Linked DNA regions of Homo sapiens: regions 2 and 3 are each linked to region 1. The links are chromatin contacts, found by Hi-C or POLR2A ChIA-PET in ENCODE. All regions are on one chromosome and are shown on one strand. The core of a region is the stretch at or near the end of the contact, and the rest is flanking DNA. Distances in the headings are between cores, read along the strand shown. Region 1 holds the start of DNPEP-AS1 (DNPEP antisense RNA 1). Region 2 holds the start of WDFY1 (WD repeat and FYVE domain containing 1). Region 3 holds the start of ATIC (5-aminoimidazole-4-carboxamide ribonucleotide formyltransferase/IMP cyclohydrolase).

Region 1 (4,679 bases), core at 744-3,243:
GAGGCCCCAGTTTGTACCTCCTAGTTCTCTTTTGCCCTGTACTCCCTCTGACATCTCCTCCCACCCCAACACCGTCCGAGTTCCTTACCCGGAGGCAGGGGCTGTCCGTGTGGGCCCCGATGAGGCTGAAGCCATTGCCAGGAACGTACTGGCCCCCTACAGCAAAAGCTATGATGGTGGAGGAGTTCCTGGTCATGAAGTACTGAGGAGAAGGGGAGGAAAGACAGGGGTGTGAGTTGCATTACTCAGCTGGCACACAGGGCTTGGAGACCAGCCTAGGGACCTGCCTTTCCACCCCCACCCCACCCCCAGTACCTTGCTCTCGGGCTTAATATTCCATTTCTCAGTCTCCTTGAGTTCACTGAAGCCAGCCTGGAGAAGGCGGTTGCGGCATTCAGCCACAGCTGTGGGAAAAGCACCCTCTCACAGCGATGGAAGCTGGTGAAGGGCGCATCAGCCTCCACCCTCCTCCCTTGCCCTGGCCACCGCTTACCATGGAAAGGAGAGGGACTCCGGTTCACGAACTTGAGGAGTTCCTTAGCCGCAGTCTGCACCGCCTCTTTGCGGGCCTTACCGTTCATGGCCACCTAGGGGAGGGGGATGCTCAGACTTTTACAAGGTCTGGGACCCCTGACCTTTCACCCAGGTTCCGAGGATTCTCCCATCCCCACCCCCAGAAGTGACCACTCTAAGGCACAGACCTCTGCTTCCGCCCGTCCCCACCGAGAGACCCAAACCCAGGGCTGAAACTCCGTTGAAAGCTTCAGCCCGCCGGCCCAGGATCATGAGCCAGGCCCGCCCCTTAATCCGAACTTTAGCCCGACTCCCTAAGTCCCGCCCCCATGTCCCTGCCCAGCTAGGAAATCCTGTTCTGCTCCCAAACTCCGGGATCCCAAGCGGGCCCCATACTCTGAGGCGGCCTGCATCACGTGCGCGTACCCAGCCCGGAGCCAAAGCCCTGTACCCCAAGGAGCACCCTGACTCCTCTCTCGCACCCACCTAGTCTCTCGCAGGACTCCCCCTTCCAGTCCCGGGAAAGTCGTCAGGTCACCCTCCGCGGGGCTTTCGGTTTCGCTTTGGGTCAGGCGGCCCCACTGCAGCACCGCGCTAAGCTTGGGCCCCGGAGGGCGCCGGACCCGGTCTGGGATCGAAATTCAAGTGGGGCCGTCGGGAGCCACTTACCTGCATGGCCCCGCGCGTGGGGCTGTGTCCGCTCATCTGGCCTCCGGGCTCGGCCCGCCCCCACCGCGCCGCCTGCCCCGCCCCTCACTAGCTTTGCAGGTCCCCCGCGTGCCCCTTCAGGCCGCGCCGCACTCGTAGGCCTTCATCACGCTTCCCCGGCCGCGCCGCCCCGCCCCATGTTTGGCCTCCCCGCCCACCTCTCCCCGCCCCTCGGCATCCGCCCCGCCCACCTCGGTCAGCCCCGCCCCTCGGCGGGCTTACCCTGTCCGCTCCGCCCCTCGCTGGGCACCACCACCCGCCTTGCCCCGCCCTTGCCCCGCCCCTAGCTTGGCCGCACCGCCCGCCCCGCCCCGCCCCTCGCCAGGAAGCACCGCCCGCCCTGCCCCTCGCAGGGCTGCACCGCCCGCCCCGCCCCTCGTCAAGCTTCCTCGTCCGCCCCGCCTCTCGCCAGGCTGCACCGCCCTCCCCGCTTTGTCCCGCCCCTCACCAGGTTTCCCCCATCCGCTCCGGCCCTCGCTGTACCCCACTACTCGCCCTGCCCCCGCCCTTGCTCCGCCCCGCCCTTCGTCAGGCCTCCTTGCGCTCCCCGCCCCTTGTCAGGCCGTGCCGCCCACCCCGCCCCGCTCCTCGCCAGGCTGCTCCACCCGCCCCGCCGCTCGTCACGCTTCCTCGTCCGCCCCGCCCCTCGCTAGGCTGCACCGCCCGCCCCGCTTCCGCCCCATCCCTCTCCAGGCCGCGCCTCCGCCTCCGGCCCGCCCTCGTCTCCGCCCCTGCGGGGGCTGCTCGTTAGGCCCCGCCCTGCACCCCCGTCACCCACGCCGCGCGACCCGCAGCCGCCGCCAGGGCCCTCTGCTGCCGCGGAGGTGCTAGGACAGCCGCGGACGGCCCGCCTCCCCGTGCCCCGGGCCTCGAGGCCAATAAAAAGCTCGCCCCTCCAGCTCACCGGGTCCGACGGGTACGGTACAAAGTGCTGTCTCTCGCCACAGCCACCTTTGTGACAATAAAAGCAATAAGGCTAATGTCCATGGGGCGCTCACGGTGAGCTTTAGCTTTATGATAAAGATTGGCCTGTTACCTCGTTTAATCTTCACAACTGCCCCATCAACTATGTACTCTTACTGTCCCCAGTTTATGCATGAACAGAGAAAGCTGAGATACGGAGACTAGTGATCCGTCGAGGTAATAAACGGCACAGGTGGGGTTTGAACTCCATCAGTTTGATTGCAGAGGCCTGGAACAACCCTACAGCCTTCTCTCAGATCTTTTCTGGACCTTTTTCTATGCGCTTTGGTAAGTGTTATGTTACACGGGAGGTCCACAAGGGACACAGAAGTTGACTTGCCCAAGATCACATAGCTGTTTGGGTGGATCTGGGATTTGACTCTGATATCTGTGCCCTTTCCATTTGTTAAAAACAACAGAAAAACAAATTCCACATTATTGGCAGTTCCAGTATTCCCATGTCAGGAGTAGTGAGTAGCACGTTTAAACCCCATGCACCTTCCTAGCTGCAGGAACTGATCAGGACTCTTGGTGGCCTCTAGATCCAAAACAGGGCCCAGCTACCAGGGGTTCAAACAAAATTCCAGAGATCACAGGTTTATGGAGCAACCTGCCGTTTATATACCTGGGGTGGGGAGTGACAGGGTGGGATGGGGAGAGGCTGGAAAGGTCCTGCAGCCCTCACTTCAAACTAGTAGATATGGCAGGGGAGTTTTCAAGAATTCACCCACTAGGTGCTGGCTTAAATTCATGGCATTCCCTAACCGTTTGTTGAAATACCATTATGGGCCTGGCGCAGTGGCTCACGCCTGTAATCCCAGCACTTTGGGAGGCCGAGGCGGGTAGATCACTTGAGGTCAGGAGTTCGTGACCAGTCTGACCAACATGGTGAAACCCCGTCTCTACAAAAAATACAAAAATTAGCCGGGTGTAGTGGCACGTGCCTGTAATCCCAGCAGCTACTTGGGAGGCTGAGGCAAGAGAATCGCTTGAACCCGGGAGGTGGAGGTTGCAGTGAGCTGAGATCGTGCCACTGCACTCCAGCCTGGGCGACAGAGTGAGATTCTGTCTCAATAAATAAATAAATAAAATTATGTATAAAGCTCAATGCTGAGCAGGACATGGAGAGAGCATTCTTGTCCTCTACCTCCTGGGGAGGGGACACATTCAAGGAGGACAGTGAAAGGGCCGAAACAAGGCTACAATGTATAAGGGAAGGAGACAACCTGAATAAGGAACCACCTTTAATGTTCTTTCTGATCACAGAAAAGAGTACATGCTTGAGTAAGAGATTCAAACATCACCAAAATGCATAACTTAGAAAGTGAGCCGGGAGTGGTGGCTCACGCCTGTCATCCCAGCATTTTGGGAGGGAAATACAGAAGTGTTCCTATTCAAATCAGAAGTGAGACATTGATGAGCTATTACTGCTGCTAGACAATGTGGAGCTGTAGTCAGAGCCAGTACCACAAAACAAAATTAACAATTCTATATGTGCAAAAGTAAAATTGGTCATTATTTATAGATTATATGATTATCTAGAATCCCCAAGAAAATAAACGATCAAGCTATTATTAGAACTGGTAGGAAGGGTAGCCTAATTTAAAAAACACTGACTTTCTTGTACAATAATCACCTAGAAAATATAAAAGTAAAAAGGTTCTTATTGACCATTTTTGGTTTGGGTAAAAAAGAAAAAAGTAAAAGGGCTATATTTACAAGAGCAAGAAATATTGTTAAATTTCTAGTCATGAACATATGAGACACCTAATCTCACTTTAAACAGGAAAATGCAAGTTAAAAATGAGATAACAGTTGGGCGTGGTGGCTCATGCCTGTAATCCCAGCACTTTGGGAGGCAAAGGCGGGTGGATCACGAGGTCAGGAGTTTGAGACTAGCCTGGCTAAAAATACAAAAAATTAGCTGGACATGGTGGTGTGCACTTGTAATCCCAGCTACTCAGGAGACTGAGGCAGGAGAACTGCTTGAACCCGGGAGGCAGAGGTTGCAGTGAGCCGAGATCGTGCCATTGCACTCCAGCCCAGGCAACAAGTGCGAGACTCCAACTCAAAAAAAAAATTAATAAATAATAAAAATGAGATACTTTTTCTTTTTATTGAGCAGATTAACAAAAATGGAAAAGATGGGTAATATCAAGTGTTGGAGAAGGCTTGGGGTAATGCAAGCATTTTCTGGAGGCTAAAGCAACTCCATCTGGGAAGCTAATCTGCCATGTTGACTTTTCAACAACCTGTTCCAGGAATGACTCTAAGTTTTCTACTTTACCTACTATTACCATAAATCCTGCGCTTAGACAGATTCACATAGCATTCATGACTTTGCCTGAGGGGTCAACTTCAATTGTTTGACACATTGTTTCCCTATGGTATGTAAGCCCTGGGTTTGCAGGGTAATCCACCATTTCATCTCTGAAACTATGGCCTCTATTCATAAGTCCCTATGAAATGTTTCTTTCTGAGAGACTGTATATGTC
Region 2 (4,679 bases), core at 661-3,160, 4.6 Mb after region 1:
AAGCAAAATCCAAAGGACCAACAGGAGTTGGGGGCTTCAGGCTTTTTCTTCCCATTCAGGATAGGGTCAATGTCACTTCAAAAGGTATAATTACAAAAGGCTAGAGACCACGCCTTCAGCTTTAAGAGAATAGCAGTACCTTCCATCCTCCAGAAAGCTTTTGGACTTGTGGACTATCCCTATTTAAGACGGCTCATTGCATCAAGGAAACACAGTTTCATTCAATAAACATCAGTCATTTCCTTCAAATTCCCACCGGAAAGCTACTGACATTGTAAACCTTTAGGATTTGAAAGACGCTAAAGTTTAAAGTCGAATCATAAATACTGTTCCAATCCAATCACTCAGGCCCAGAGCTGGTGGGAGTTCTGGATTGCATTTCCGGCTTCACCAGTATCTCTGTAACTTAGCAGCAAGCTACACCTCCACCAGCCTCGGCTTCCTCTTAGGAGAAATGAGAAAACTGGACCCAATCAGTGTTTCCCAAAAGCATGGTGGGCGTCCAATGCAAGATGTCACAGTGCAAGAGAGGACTCTGTGTGCATGCCAATTAACATGTTTTAGTTATTAGTTTACTCTGTCTGGTGAGTAATGTTAGTTTTCCTAATAAATAAGATTTCCTTTTAAAATAAATGCATCCAAATATTTTTAAAAATGAGTCACTTTCACAAAAACCTATTTAGTAAATAAGAGTTCAGGTGATTCTAGCAGCCGTGGCAAAAATAACTGATCTAGAGGCCTGGCGTGGCGTGAAATCCCTGAGTACAGGGGGAGGAAGAGAGCGAAGGCGGCTGGAGTTCCTCGCAAAGAAGCAAGCCCCGGGCACCAGGGTCCGCAGTGACCAGCCGCCGGTCCTCCACGCTTCCAGAGGAGACGATTTGGAACTGACCCGGGAGGGCCAAGAAACACCTTCCGAGTACCAGGCTAAACCCCGCCAGGGAGAGAGACCGGGACGAAGGTCCCAGGCTAGTGCGACACCGCAGGTCGGGGTTCCCTGGTTGGAGGAGCGCGGTGGGCTGGGAGGGGCGCGTTGGTGCGCACTGGAACAGGGGTCCCCGGCTTGAGCAGCGCGGTGAGACAGAGTTCCCGCGCTGGAGGGGCGCGGTGAGACAGAGGTCCTGGGCTGGAGAGGTGCGTTGGGGCGCACTGGAACCGGGGTCCCGGGCTTGAGTGGCGCGGTGGGACAGAGTTCCCGGGCTGGAGGGGCGCAGTGGGACAGAAGATCCGGGCTAGAGGGGCGCGGTGGGACGGAGCTCCCGGGATGGACGGGCGCAGTGGGACAAGGGTCCCGGACTGGAGGGGCGCGTTGGGGAGCATTGGAACAGGGGTCCTGAGCAGGAGGGGCGAGGTGGGCTGGGAGGGGCGCGGTAGGGCGCACTGGAACAGGGGTCCTGGGCTGGAAAGACACGTTGGAACAAGGGTCCCGGGCTTGGGCGGCGCGGTGAGACGGAGTTCCCGGGCTGGAGGGGCGCGGTGGGACAGGGGATCCGGGCTGGAGGGGCGCGGCGAGACCGGGGTCCCAGGCTGGAAAGGTGCAAGTCGAGGCTGGAGGACCGGCGGGAGGGAACCGGGAACCCGGCGGAGCTAAGGGGCGCAGAGTGGGGGTGGGGCCGTGCTGCCGGGGGAGCCCCCTCACGCAGGAAGGACCGGGGCCGCGGACCCCACCGCCCCCACACCCCGTCGTCGCGGAGTTCGGGCCGCCCCGGCTGCGCCCGGGCCCTACCTGTCCTCGCTGGCCGTGATCACGCCGTCCTCCTTGGGGATGAGCAGCGCGGCCGTGACGGCGTCCTGGTGCCCCTCGATCTTGCTCAGCAGCACCGGGCGGCTGCTCTGCGGCCTGGAGTGGATTTCGGCCGCCATGTTCGCGCGGCGACTGCTGCGGCCTCCTCGGCAGGCAGCCCATCAGCTGACGCCTGGGCGGGCGGGGGACGCGCCGGTTTCCCTTCGGCTGCTGGGGCCTCTTGGGCGCCGCGCCGCCGTAAGCCCCCGAGTGCTGCCGCCGCACCGCCCGTATTGCCTGGGGATGCCGCGCAAGCTGAAAGTCTGTGGCTGGGAGAGGATGCCACGGGGCGCCTGCGGAGAAATGGGGAAAGTAAGGAAGGTTTAAAAGTAAAGCCATTCACCCAGGAATAAATTGAGCACCTGGAGGGGACAAGGAATTGTCCCCCAAACCAGAGATTTCAGAAATTACAATACTACATTTCATCCATTTGAAGAAGCCATTGTTTGAAAGGCACACACTTTCAGAAATGTTAAAATGTGAAAAAATATAGTGCATCTTAGAATCTTTGAACTACAATAGATAGCACTGAGTGGTGACCATATACCAGGCATTAACTCAGTGTCTTTGCATCTCATTTAATACTGATAATTTTAAGAGATGAAATAGATGCTCTTGTATTCCCATTTTAGAGATGAGAAAACAACCAGAGAAGTTTGATCACTACCTTAAGGTTGCACAGCTATGAGAGGGAGAAAAGCAGCCCTTGATCTCCAGGAGCTGCCTGGTACTATCAGCTGAGCTTTGGTGTTGCTAGGAAGTGTTTGCTTCCTGTGGAACATAAACATCAGACGAGGCCACTCCATAATCACATCTAAACACGGCCAAAATATGAGCGATGTACAAGCCACAGAAATTACCAAACATCCCCCTATCCTGGCTAATATGAGTGACTCTTATTTCTTTATTAATTATAATGTTAACCGCTATCTAGTCTTCCTCCATTTAGATAAGATTTATTAAGATATGCAACCTTAGAATTATACGCATTTCCTGACAACATCCAGTCCACAGGAGAGCCTCTCTTCCTTAAGCTCTCCCAGGTCACCTAACACAAACACAAATCCTATAATAAAACTGTCCGAACATCCCTTTACCCAGACACCTCACCATTCCCAATGGTGTGTCTTCTCCCTCCAACAAGCAATCAACCCCATTTGTTCCTGGTGGTTTTTGGCTAGAGGTCATTGACAACCAGTAAGTTCAAGAGCCAAAATTTGGACTCAGGAAGTCAATGACTCCAAACTTCTGCCCCACTATATTATTCTGACACCTGAATTGCAGAATTGCATTAGAACCGTACTATCCACATGACTATAGAGCACTTGAAATGTGGCTTGTCCAAACTGAGATGTAGTACAAGTGCAAAATACTACAAGATTTTATAGACTTAGCACAAAACAAAAAAGATGTAATATAGTTCATCAATAATTGTTACAATGATTACATGTTGAAATGATACTATTTTGGATATATTGAGTTAGATACTATTAAAATTAATATGACCTGCTTATTTTTTTAAGGTAGCTAATAAAAACTTTAAATTATGGATGTGAATCAGATGGTACTTCTATGTACAGTGATTTACTAGAACTTTCTTTTTGTTTTTGTTTTGTTTTGTTTTAGTTTTTTGAGACGAACTCACTCCGTCACCCAGGCTGGAGTGCAGTGGTGCGATCTCGGTTTACGGCAACCTCCGCCTCCCAGGTTAAAGGGATTCACCTGTCTCAGCTTCCCGAGTAGCTGGGATTACAAGCACCTACCACCATGCCTGGCTAATTTTGTATTTTTACTAGAGACAGGGTTTCACCATGTTGACCAGGCTGGTCTCAAACTTCTGCCCTCAAATCATCTGCCCACCTCAGCCTCCCAAAATGCTGGGATTACGGGCAGGAGCCACCATTGTACTAATACTTTCTCATGATGAAGTTATTAACAAACATTCATGAATTTATTTATTCCTATATTCAACAGACATATATCGCACACTTACTATATGCTGTTGCTGATGAGATTAATAAGACATGGTTTTTGTGAGGCTGTACAGTGTAATGACTAGACACGCTACTGAACAACTTTGTTTAATCAACCAACATCTCCCAAGTGCCTGCTGTGAGCCAGGTGCCATTCTAAATGCAGCAGTGCTCAAGAGAGACAAAAATCCCTCTGCTGTTAGAACTTACATCCCAGTGAAGGAAACAGATAGTAAACTAAATTATATAATATATTAGAAGATGTTCAATGCTATTAAATGCTATGGAGAAAATAAAGCAGGGAAGGGTGATAGGGACTCTAGGGGATGTTGCGATTTTAAATAGATGGTGTGATAGATTCAGGAATACACTGCACAGATCTGCTTTCAGGGAAGAACAGTGGTCAGCAGAGAGCCTCTAGCCTTCAGCTCCTTCAGGGACTGCCCCAGCTGCTGAGAACCACTGGGTCTCAGTTGTTCCCTTCACAGGGAAGCCCACATTCAGTAACTGAACAAGATAGGAGGATAAAGGCCTGACCATCAAGACAGACCGATGAGCAACACTTGCTCTAGAACTCTCTCCTAGATTGGACAAGGCTTTGTAAGGCGTGTACTGCAGCTGACTTCTCCTGCCTAATCCTGGTACCTCCCCCTCCCTTCACAGGCATTGATTCCTAATAAACACCCTCTGAGCCAACCTCTATCACCGTATCTGCTGCTGGAGAATGCAACCTGAGACAAGTAAAAGCCTCATTGTAAAGTTACATTTTGAGCCAAGAAGGAGAGGAGGGAGTAAGCCATGTGGAAATGTGGGCCAAATACTTTTCTGGAAAAGAAAAGAGCACGTGTTAAGGCATTGAGGTGAGCACATGCCAGGGGTTTTGTAGAGACAGCCAGGCACCCCGTGAGGCTGGAGCAGAGTGAGTG
Region 3 (4,679 bases), core at 1,583-4,082, 4.1 Mb before region 1:
GTGTTAACCAGGATGGTCTCGATCTCTTGACCTCGTGATCTGCCCGCCTTGGCCTCCCAAAGTGCTGGGATTACAGGCGTGAGCCACCGCGCCCAGCCTATTTATTTAATTTTTTGAGACACAGAGTCTCGCTCTGTCGCCCAGGTTGGAGTGCAGTGGCGCAATCTCGGTCACCGCAAGCTCCGCCTCCCGGGTTCACACCATTCTCCTGCCTCAGCCTCCCGAGTAGCTGGGACCACAGGCGCCCACCACCACGCCCGGCTAATTTTTTGTATTTTTAGTACAGACAGGGTTTCACTGTGTTAGCCAGGATGGTCATGATCTCCTGACCTCGTGATCCGCCCGCCTCCACCTCCCAAAGTGCTGGGATTACAAGTGTGAGCCACCGCACCCGGCCTCTATTAATATTTTTTAGTTATACTTCATGTGTCTACATTTTCATTCCATCATGAGCTCCTTGAGGACAGTGCTTAGGTGATATTTATCTGTCTTCTGACACTGAGTTTCTGCCATCCAAGCAGAAAAGGCTCAATAAAAATGTATTGAATCGAATAAATATTTGTAATTCACATGACAGACAAATGCATAATGCCGAAGCAACTGTTTATTTCCCCTTATCAATAAATGTCAGCATTGTTTTCTCCTTTCCTTGCTTTCGATTTCCTGTAAAAACCTGATGGTGACTGGCCAAGGAAATATCCTTTTTAAATTCAAATTTGGCAAACACACTGAAGACATGCGATAATCTTAATATATTCCTCGTAGGAATGTGAGAAGTGTTCAGAGCAAAGGGCTAACATATTTAGAGGTCAAAAAATTGATTCCAGGCTGGACGCGGTGGCTCACGCCTGCAATCCCAGCCCTTTGGGAGGCCAAGGCAGGTGGATCACCTGAGGTCAGGAGTTCGAGACCAGCGTGGCCAACATGGCGAAACCCCATCTCTACTAAAAATACAAAAATTAGCCAGGCATGGTGGCACGCGCCTGTAGTGCCAGATACTCGGGAGGCTGAGGCAGGAGAATCGCTTGAACCTGGGAGGCAGAGGTTGCAGTGAGCCGAGATCGCGCTACTGCACTCCAGTGTGGGTGACAGAGCGAGAGTGTGGGTGACAGAGCGAGACTCTGTCTCAAAAAAAAAAAAAAAAATTGATTCTAGTCAATAGGTATTTATTTTGGGGAGTAAAGAGATGGGAAGAATTAGAGAAAGGAAGAGGAAAAACAAAAATAAATAGCATGCAGATAATGAGAAAATAGACTCATTTTTACAGCTGTGAGCTCAGACTAAAAGATAAACAATGCTATTACTTTGGAATATAATTCTAATAACACAAAAAAGACTCATAGACCACAATATGTATTTATTTTGTGGCAAAGGTGTCATTTTTAGAAAGAAACAAATGTGTTCAATTTTGCTTTCCCTGTTTTTAATGAATTAAGAAAGGTCTTCTCTTACCTTCTTTTGACTGTCATCATTCCTCTCATCCAGGAATATTTACAGGTTTGCAAGAAGACACCATCTTTAAGTAGTTTTTAGGCACTTTTACAATACTGACTAAATTGTATAAAATAGTATTATAAATTAATATTTAAATTATAATTTTATGACGTGAAAATCAACAACGAATGTCAATTTCACTTCGTTTTGACTGTCATCTGTGGCCTCTGGAGTCCCTCACTTAAATCATTGGTCCTTGGTTTTATTTTTTAAGCCTATTAAAAAGGAGGATGGGGCCGGGCACGGTGGCTCACACCTGTAATCCCAGCACTTTGGGAGGCTGAGGTGGACAGATCATTTGAGGTCAGGAGTTGAAGACCGGCCTGGCCAACACCGTGAAACCCCATCTCTACTAAATATACAAAAAAAAAAAAAAAAAAGTACAACAACAACAAAAAATTAGACGGGTGTGGAGGCAGAGGCAGGAGAATTTCTTGAACCTGGGAGGCAGAGGTTGCAGTGAGCTGAGATGGTGCCACTGCTCTCCAGTCTGGGAGACAGAGCGAGACCCTGTCTCAAAACAAACAAGCAAACAAGCAAGCAAGCAAACAAACAAAAAACAAGTTGGGCATGGTGGCTCACCCCTGTAATCCCAGCACTTTGGGAAGCCGAGGCAGGCGGATCACCTGAGGTCAGGAGTTTGAGACCAGCTTGGCCAACATGGCGAAACCCCATGTCTACTAAAAATACAAAAATTAGCCGGGCATCGTGGCGCCTGCCTATAATTCCAGCTACTCGGGAGGCTGAGGCAGGATAAACTCTTGAACCCGGGATGTGGAGGTTGCAGGTTGCACGTGACATAGCCGAGATCGCGCCATTGCACTCCAGCCTGGGCAACAAAAGCGAAACTCCATCTCAAAAAAAAAAAAAAAAAACAAAAAAAACAAAAAAACCCAGAAAAACAAAAAAACAACAAACAAAAAGGGAGGATGGTAGATAACTGTCCAGATACTTTCCAGCTTTGCCGCTATATGAACTATTCCTTTTGTTTAGTTTTCAGCATGGGAGCTTCTGGCACTTTTACGTACTTTCCAGCTTCTGGGGACCGGCTGCCTAGAATAACAGGCATTTGCCCCAGAGGCCGTGGAGTGGCCTCACTTTGGGGTCGTGGGCAGATCGCTGGCTCCCACGCCTGGACTTCGGGATCGCAGGCAGGATCCCTTCCAGCCCAAGCACTCCGCCCAGGCGCGCCAGGCAGAGCCCCACCCCATCCCGCCGTTCCCTTCAGCCCCGGGGCGCGGATCTTGCATCTGAAACTGAGCAGAGCAGGGCGCCGGGCAGGGCCGGCGGGCCACGTGATAAGCCCGGAAACAGCTCCGCCCCCTCGCTTCCTGAGCCGCCACATCCCGGCAGCCCTCCTACCTGCGCACGTGGTGCCGCCGCTGCTGCCTCCCGCTCGCCCTGAACCCAGTGCCTGCAGCCATGGCTCCCGGCCAGCTCGGTGAGGCCCTAGCGGAGCGGCGCGGTCTGCGTCCTCGCCTGCGGCCCCCCACGCTCCCGCCTTGGCGGCGGCCGGCGGGACCCGGCACTGCAGGGGCGGCGCTGCGGGATTGAAAGCCAGCGTCCCCGCTCCCCGGCCGGGCCGCAGCCTGCGTGGGGCCCGCCTTAGAGCAGCTCGCGGGTGTAAGACCTGGGGAGGCCCGGACCAGGCCTGCGAACGCAGGGTCCAGGTGCTGGCCTTGCGATTCGAGAATCTCCTCCCCCAGACCCTCCCAAGGCCTTGCAGAACACAGTGCAATGTGCTGCGAATCATGAGAAAAAATGTCTTCTCTTTCAGCCTTATTTAGTGTCTCTGACAAAACCGGCCTTGTGGAATTTGCAAGAAACCTGACCGCTCTTGGTTTGAATCTGGTCGCTTCCGGAGGGACTGCAAAAGCTCTCAGGGATGCTGGTCTGGCAGTCAGGTAAGGCATAGCTAGTTCCATCAGAAAGGAGTGTGATCACATTAACCAGGAAGTATTGTATTCCAGGCACCAGCAGCAAAACGCCTTATTTACTCCTCCCAGTAGCGCTGTGAGGTTGGTGTAATACTTCCCCACTTTATGGGGAAAAAAAGTGAGGCTCAGAGAGATTTAGCAACTTTTAAGACCCTGGACGGCTGGGCTAGGTGGCTCACGCATGTAATCCCAGCACTTTGGGAGGCCGAGGTGGGCTGATCACTTACGGTCAAGAGTTCGAGACCAGCCTGGCCAACATGGTGAAACCCGTCTCTACTAAAAATACAAAAATTAGCCGGTATGGTGGCACACGCCTGTAATCCCAGCTACTGGGAAGGCTGAGGCAGGAGAATCGCTTGAACCTAGGAGGCGGAGGTTGTGGTGAGCCGAGATGGCACTACTGCACTCCATCCTGGGTGACAGAGAAAGACCCTGGACAACACACTGGACAGATTTAGCATCTTCTGCACAAGTTTAAACAGTTGAGTAAGGGAAAAGTAGGATTGGAACCCGTGCTGTTCCTGATTTTAGGACACTAGTCTTAGCCCCTTCCTTAAACAGATTAACTTAGGTGGGCCACTTGTTATGCAAGGAAAACTTCAGTTACTTTGACTGGTGATTTAATAAAACTCGACATCATGAAGATTCCAATTTACCTGCCTTCCCTTAGAATCTCTGGTAACCATATGAAGGTGCAAATCATTCATTCCCACGTTCACAAGCCCTTCATTAGCTGACTAGGCCATGGAAAGAAGGGACTTAGAAATGATTAACCAGGATGCCATTGCTGATGTCAAGGAGTGGCATTCTGGGAGGAGAGGGAGGAAGTCTACTGAAAGGTAGAAAAATGAAAAAAACTATAGGATAGCTATTTAATAAACGGCAGTGAGAGTTGGGAGGAACGAGATGACCACCCCTGAAACATATTTTAGAATGAAAGAGATGAAGGATATCTGTCTGCTTTTTGTTGCCATGTGGAAAATTTGCTTCTTGGTTTCTAGATCCATGTAGAGGTAGGTTATTACCTTTTCTTTGTGCAGTTCCCAGCTATGTGAGCAGTACACAGCTTCCCTAAGTTTAACAAGTTCAGATGGTAAGAATGCCTTACTTTATTAACAAATACATAACTGTATATTTTCGGATGTCTTTTTGCGTCTTGTCTCTGTGGTTTTCATGGGAAACCTGTGAGAATCGTGGCAGGCAAGTTGGCTCTTTGCTCATCAGCAACCGAATGAGAATTCAAAGTCC

What was found. Hi-C counts contacts between places; a loop is a spot of excess contacts on that map. ChIA-PET counts read pairs that join two places held with the same protein, here RNA polymerase II (POLR2A). Pooled maps may share reads with other maps.
Region 2: a pooled map shows a loop between it and region 1 (6-fold over the local background). The contact joins the promoter of WDFY1 here to the promoter of DNPEP-AS1 in region 1. A Hi-C loop is called at or near these places in 3 of 168 maps with a recorded cell type or tissue (CD4-positive, alpha-beta T cell, CD8-positive, alpha-beta T cell and naive thymus-derived CD4-positive, alpha-beta T cell) and 10 of 50 pooled maps. POLR2A ChIA-PET finds 5 or more read pairs at or near these places in 1 of 52 experiments (activated T-cell).
Region 3: a loop to region 1 is called in a map of CD4-positive, alpha-beta T cell, with 8 times the contacts of the local background. The contact joins the promoter of ATIC here to the promoter of DNPEP-AS1 in region 1. A Hi-C loop is called at or near these places in 1 of 168 maps with a recorded cell type or tissue (CD4-positive, alpha-beta T cell) and 5 of 50 pooled maps. POLR2A ChIA-PET finds 5 or more read pairs at or near these places in 2 of 52 experiments (activated B cell and naive thymus-derived CD8-positive, alpha-beta T cell).

Annotation. Positions count from the first base shown.
Region 1 is chr2:219,386,577-219,391,255 of GRCh38, forward strand. It overlaps DNPEP-AS1 (DNPEP antisense RNA 1), which reads left to right and starts at 1,994. Exons shown (of 4, transcript NR_183823.1): 1 at 1,994-2,220; 2 at 2,311-2,472. It overlaps DNPEP (aspartyl aminopeptidase), which reads right to left and starts at 1,336. Exons shown (of 15, transcript NM_012100.4): 1 at 1,183-1,336; 2 at 494-587; 3 at 316-404; 4 at 89-202. The coding sequence starts at 1,218. RefSeq lists an enhancer at 17-863 and silencers at 1,128-1,367, 1,388-1,907, 1,988-2,137.
Region 2 is chr2:223,943,425-223,948,103 of GRCh38, forward strand. It overlaps WDFY1 (WD repeat and FYVE domain containing 1), which reads right to left and starts at 1,911. Exons shown (of 12, transcript NM_020830.5): 1 at 1,724-1,911. The coding sequence starts at 1,860. It overlaps LOC124907989 (a long non-coding RNA gene), which reads left to right. Exons shown (of 2, transcript XR_007088100.1): 1 at 1-983; 2 at 4,417-4,679. RefSeq lists enhancers at 723-842, 853-912 and a silencer at 1,483-1,662.
Region 3 is chr2:215,309,227-215,313,905 of GRCh38, forward strand. ATIC (5-aminoimidazole-4-carboxamide ribonucleotide formyltransferase/IMP cyclohydrolase) reads left to right here and starts at 2,833. Exons shown (of 16, transcript NM_004044.7): 1 at 2,833-2,935; 2 at 3,272-3,398. The coding sequence starts at 2,917. LOC124907975 (a long non-coding RNA gene) reads right to left here and starts at 2,746. Exons shown (of 2, transcript XR_007088075.1): 1 at 1,453-2,746. RefSeq lists an enhancer at 2,537-3,187 and silencers at 2,718-2,797, 2,808-3,177.